Linked DNA regions of Homo sapiens: region 1 is linked to region 2. Evidence: chromatin loops called from intact Hi-C (ENCODE). Cell type or tissue: HCT116. All regions are shown on one strand. Each heading gives the region's core, and the rest is flanking DNA. Links, peaks and the distances in the headings are about the cores only.

Region 1 (2,914 bases), core at 282-2,781, 48 kb after region 2:
CTGGGCATGGGGTGAGTTTTTGCTGTTTAAAAGCAAAGAGAGATGGAGGGAGGGAAAAAATTTTATCAGTGATCGCCTAAAAAGATTTTCTATGCTAGCCAGATAATTTTTGAAGGTTTTTTTGTTTTGAAGAATTTTGAATTTTTTTTAAATAAAGATATGAGGGTACCTAATACCTAATCAGCACTACATGTATAGAGTGATCACATATCTAAAAACAGGTCTGATCTCAAATATTCTGTTGCAGTGTTTCTACAAAACATCAACACCTCAATTTTAATAGTTCTTTTTGTATGGCCTGAAGTTGTAACTGGAACCCAAGTTTTATAGATGAAGTATCCTGATTTCTTATTTAGAAAATCTGGTCACCGTTAACTATGGGTTAATGAAAAGGAACTCTCAACCCCCAGCACAAATTCCTCTGCAAATTATTACTCAGGGCCTGAGATTCAGATTGACTGGTACTTTTTTTTTTTACTTAATCTAACACTTGTATGGCCCTGGCTCTGTGCCAGGCACTGTTGCAAGGGCTCTATAAATAGGTACTCACCACTGGGAGCAGTGGCTCATGCCTGTAATCCCAGCACTTTGGGAGGCCAAGGCAGGTGGATCACTTGAGGTCAGGAGTTCCAGACCAGCCTGGCCAACATGGTGAAACCCCGTCTCTACTAAAAATACAAAATTAGCTGGGCGTGGTGGCACTCGCCTGTAATCCCAGTTACATGGGAGGCTGAGGCAGGAGAATCGCTTGAACCCGGGAGGTGGAGGTTGCAGTGGCCAAGACTGTGCCACTGCACTCCAGCCTGGGTGACAGAGCAAGACTCCATCTCAGAAAAAAAAAAAAAAAAAAAAAAAAAATCAGAATCCTAAAAACATATTAAGAAGGTTTTATTTCTAACCTTATTATTTTGCAGGTGAGGAAACTGAGGCACAACAATGTTAAGTAATGAAGCCAGATTTGAACCTGGACAATCTGACTGCAGAATCAGTGCTCTTAACCATTGTTTCTTATTTAGCTTGCTACATGGCATAAGGCTCTTAAAGATAGTGACATGATGCAGGGTTTCTCAGGATACAATCTATAGACAGCATTGGAACAGCAGATGTTGCAAATGAGAAAGTCAAACTGAGTTAAGCACACCTCCAAACCTACAGGTGAGGCACTAAGCTCTGTGGTTTCCAAATCATCGAATGCTAGAGCTGAAGAGGGCCTCAGAGAGCAAGACTCCAGTCAAGGAAGAAAAAGCCAGACCAGAAACAATAAAAAGAAAACGAGCAAACAAAGGAGTCACAAAGAAACAGAACTGTGGCAAATGACGCATTAGACGAAGACCAGCAATTCCACCCACAGAGGAGATACCAGCGGGCCAAGTGTGAGTCAGAAGGGACTGGTGAGGACTTGCGCACCAGTGAGCCTACAGGGAGGGGCCTGCCATGTGGAAACAGGAGCTGTGCCTCAGCTCCTGCCATGTGGAAACAGAGGCCCACCATTGCCAGGTTCCCAATTTTTCAAAAAAAGCCAGATATTCACATTTTGTGTGAAAATTCCTGTTCTTGAAAGTTGGCAACTAATTCAAATCTGAGCTTAGGGGTAACCCCAGCCAGGCTAGCCCTATCAGGACAAGGACAAAGGTGTTCCTGTTTTTGGCTGTATCCCCATATGTCTGGCATATGGACTTTCAATAAATATCTGTTGAATGAATTAACTAAAATGATTAAAATACAACTTAAATGTAGTTCAAAAGATAAGGCTTCCTGACAGAATAGCAAAATTTGACAGTCACCCCAAACCCTGGGCTTTGTGAAATCCCAAATTGCTGTGGAACCTGGCTGAAGAAGGAGGACTTCGTAAGGAGAGATGGAGAAAGAAGTTTAACTGGAGCTTAAAAATAAAATGGCTCAGGAGCCCTCATATACAACCAAAACAGACTCAGTTTTTCAGCCCCACTTTCTGCCTCATCACCAAAGCAAGATGGGAGGACCTGCGGGCTCCACCTTCCCAACTCCACAGCTGTCCCTTTTGAGATGTTCCCTCTCAAGTTTAAGTAGATTTTACCAACTAAGTGTTATAGGATGCAGGGCACCACACCAGATAAACTTGTACCCACTCATGGATGTCAGCCCCAATCAAACTTAACAGCCTCGCTATGGTTTGAGGAGGTTCACTGATGTCATTTCTTTCTTTTCTTTCTTTTTATTTTTCTCTTTCTTTCCCTCTCTCTCTCCCTCCTTCCCTCCCCTTCCTTCCTTCCTTCCTTTTTCTTTTTGGAGACAGGGTCTCATTCTGTCACCCAGGTTGGTGTGCAGTGGTGCAATCGTGGCTCACTGTAGCTTCAACCTCCTGGGCTCAAGTGATCCTTCTGCCTCAGCCTCCCAAGTAGCTAGAACTACAGTTGCATGCCACCACGCCCAGCTAATTTTTATATTTTTTGTAGAAACAAGGTCTCACTATGTTGCTCAGGCTGATCTCAAACTCGTGGGCTCAAGTGATCCTCCTCCCTGGGCCTTCTGAAGTGCTGAGATTACAAGCATGAGCCACCATGCCCAGCCAATGCCATACCTTAGAGACAAGCTAATCACTCTTCCGGGATTTGAAGGAAAGGGTTTTCTTGAGTTTGTTCTTAGAAATAAACAATGTAATTTTAAGATACTTCTCTCTCTCTCTCTAAAATATTTTAAGGCTCACACTGCCTGCAGATTTTAGCAGGTAAAGTAAAAGTTCATTTGACCAAAAAAAAAAAAAAAAGAAAGAAAAAAGAAAAATTCCCTTAAAAGTTTCAGTACCTGAATATATGAATATTGGTATTTCCCTCTGAATATAAGACATCATAATGGTGATTCATTTAAAGCCTCGTGCAAGCCCAGAGATAGCAGGGTCTTGGGGCATTTTTGCTCCCAAGTGAGCAGATGGATT
Region 2 (2,914 bases), core at 159-2,658:
TTTTGACATAGTCAAAGTCTTTTCATTGAAACTAAGTATATTTTTCAGAGTTCTTCCTTATTCTTTCATACAAAAATCACGCCCTTAATGCATTGTCTACAATTTCTAATTTCAGTTTCTGTGGAGTGGAGCGAGAGCTTAGATACTTGCAAAGCAATTTTAGTACAGAAACCTTATAGATGTGGTACTTTTCCCACTATCTTTTCAGCTGTCTTGCTTGTACTCAATCCACTAATCTCATTTTAGCATCTCTCCTTTATTAAGTCTTTGTAAAACTGTCAACTTGTTTCTTATAAAAACAATAACTTTCTTTTGCATTCACACTTCACCAGCTTACGTGACAATGTTAAAGTATACCTAATAGAATAGATTCTTGGGAACAAACACATCTCATTGTAGGCAACATTCATGTCAGCAGGTAGCCACCATTGTCTGTGGCATCCTGGAAGGCATGGGCATCCTTCTGGCCTGAGCATTCAGTGAGCCCCGGGTCATGTAACCTGCTGAGTCAGTTCCTAGTAGCAGCACTGAAAATCCTCATGTGCCATGAGTTGATGAGTGGGTAACTAGCCTGTCAGGATATACCCAGCTCTCTGATTTTACTGTTATTCTATGATGAAAATATCTAGGGTTGCGTGTGGGCATGGGCTGGGAGGCATGGAGGATTACATCCTCCTTTTTCAAATACGTTGTGTAGCATTTTGCTAATGTGGCAAAGTTTGTGATGAGTGGCATGGCTTGGGTAGGGTAGACAGCATACTACAATCCTGTCTTGGGAGCAGCAAGGCAGTGCTGGGACAGGACTATGACCCAGATTCATATCTCCTAGTCACTGCTAGGTGACTGTGGGCATGTCGTCTCAACTCAGTACATCTGTTCTCTTGTCTTCAAAATGGGGTGATGCTATCTGATTCACCAAGATGTTTTGAGACTCAAATAAGATAAACATTTTTTAAAGTATTTGCCACAATGACAGGGCCATCAGAGTTGCTTTCATACCTACACACCCTGTGTACACTTGTAGCAATGAGATGGAGTGAGGGACTCCATTTCTATGACAAGCAGCAAGGTTCCTGGGGAAGAGCCTACTCTTTGGAGGTAGGCAGAGGAGATCTGGATACTGCTTTCACCAGCAGCCCATTGCACATCCTTGGGCAACTCACTTAATCTCACTGAATTTTAGTTGTGTCACCCAGGAATAATAGTAGGAAAATTCCATCTAGCTTGAGCTATTGTGGTGAGGATTAAATAGAGGTTATGGGATCAAAGGTGTCTGGAACACAGGAGAGGTGGAATAGATTTTATCCTTGTAGGTATGACTCAGTCCACAAACTAAGATCTGAAAAAAAATAATGCCCTCTAGTTTCTATGACTCAACTTATTTCTGATTCTAAGTTCCCATTTCTCTTGGTTGGTGAAGAATTTAAACCCCACCCTTTTCTGGGGAGCCCGCTGCCCTTGCACTGTGGACTATGACTTCACATTATGAAGTAGGGTGGGGATTTGCCCTTGATCTTCAATCTACACAGCTTAAGGCCAGATGTGCTTTGCCCTGTCTTCCTGTCCTGTGTCTCTCTTGCTCCCAGGACATGTTCAAAGCACACAATTATCCCCACAGCTTGAGTTCAGAGGCAGGAAACAAATGAGTGCAAGAAAATAGGGAGGAGTAGAGCTTGTGAACTGCAGAGAGATGCCCATCTAAAGGCATATCATTTTTTTTTTAAGTTTAATACTGTGAGAGCCAAAAAAAACATGCCTGTGGGCTGACTGGGCACATGAGCCTCTTCACTGGTCTGCGAATGTGCAGGGCCTGCTCTCACTTCAGGGCCTCTACTGGGAATCCCCATCCTGGGATCCCATCTGTGACCCCTTGACAGCTCTGCTGGAGGGTCCCTCAGTGAGGTCTTTCCTTGTCCCTTCCTACACTCCCCACCCCCTTCCCTGTTTTATTCTTCTCTATGGCTCTTAGTGCTGTGGTTTCCTTATTTACCCTGGTTAATGTCTATCTCTATCCACTAGAATGCAAGCCCCAAGTAGGCAGTCAAGAACTATGTGTTGAATGAATGGGTGGATGGATGGATGACTTCATCGTGAAATGAGACACTCACCTTAGGCAGAAATTGCAAGGGCAACATCAAAAACCTCAGTAATCAAGATCAATAATATTTTAATGCAATTTTTTTTAGTCACAGTGCAAAAAATCTGTGATAAACAAACTATCAAATTTTTAAATAAAGGCACATCCAAAAGAAGTTGCAAGTGAGCTAAAGTTAATTTAAAAATATTTAAAATCATCACTTGTTCAAGAAAAAATTCTCAAACATGACAATGTTCTCAACTGAAAACAAAACAAGAAGTAGACTTTGAAGGTTTTACTAATGAGTGTTCTTCCATCAAAGCCAGGAAAGTAACATTCTAATAAATTCTTGGGCTTTGTTTGTTTGTTTGTTTGGTATAAGTAAAATAATTTAAACTTAATATAAAGTTTTAATGTACCTACTTTTCAACTTTCCAACTTTTTTTATGCTACCTCAATGTTCTGGAAAAAATTAACCGATTAAAATACATCAAGGCCAGGTGTATGTTTCACACCTGTAATCCGAGGCACTTTGGGAGGCCGAGGCGGGAGTATCTCTTGAGCCCAGGATTCAAGGCTAGCCTGGGCAACATAACAAGAACCTGTTTTTATATTTTTTTAAAGTAAAAAAAAAAAATTTAAAAAGGGAAATGCATCAAGACCTGTACCACAGAGGCCCACGTTTTTCTTTTGCTCCAGGCTACATGTGGGTTGCCGGGGCAATGGTTCTCAGCAGATGCATGCTGATGAAGCGGTATCATGAGCCATCCCTCCCAAGCCAACCGCTGTAATGTTCACAGCCTGAATTGCTTTCATCTACAGCAGTGAGAGGTGTGG

Evidence for each region. A loop is a pair of places that touch in the nucleus more often than their neighbours do. Peaks named below come from ENCODE experiments on the same cell type or tissue, not always from the same donor. Only the 100,000 strongest peaks of a DNase experiment are listed, where the experiment ranks them.
Region 1: a loop joins it to region 2, with 2.5 times the contacts of the local background. A loop is called at or near these places in 19 of 110 quality-filtered maps.

What each region holds. Positions count from the first base shown.
Region 1 is chr1:116,555,424-116,558,337 of GRCh38, forward strand. All of the region lies in intron 1 of CD58 (CD58 molecule), which reads right to left. LOC105378925 (a long non-coding RNA gene) reads left to right here. Exons shown (of 3, transcript XR_947739.2): 3 at 1-2,914. Among named protein-coding and RNA genes, the nearest start is that of MIR548AC, 3.2 kb to the right of the region's middle. RefSeq lists enhancers at 1,161-1,410, 1,184-1,478. In HCT116, for the core only: no CTCF peak of the experiment used is centred there; DNase peaks (open chromatin) are centred at 508 and 1,358; H3K4me3 peaks cover 649 bases; H3K27ac peaks cover 1,861 bases.
Region 2 is chr1:116,507,735-116,510,648 of GRCh38, forward strand. No RefSeq gene overlaps it. Among named protein-coding and RNA genes, the nearest start is that of LINC01762, 30 kb to the left of the region's middle. RefSeq lists an enhancer at 1,715-1,774. In HCT116, for the core only: no CTCF peak of the experiment used is centred there; a DNase peak (open chromatin) is centred at 1,417; H3K4me3 peaks cover 1,435 bases; H3K27ac peaks cover 2,500 bases.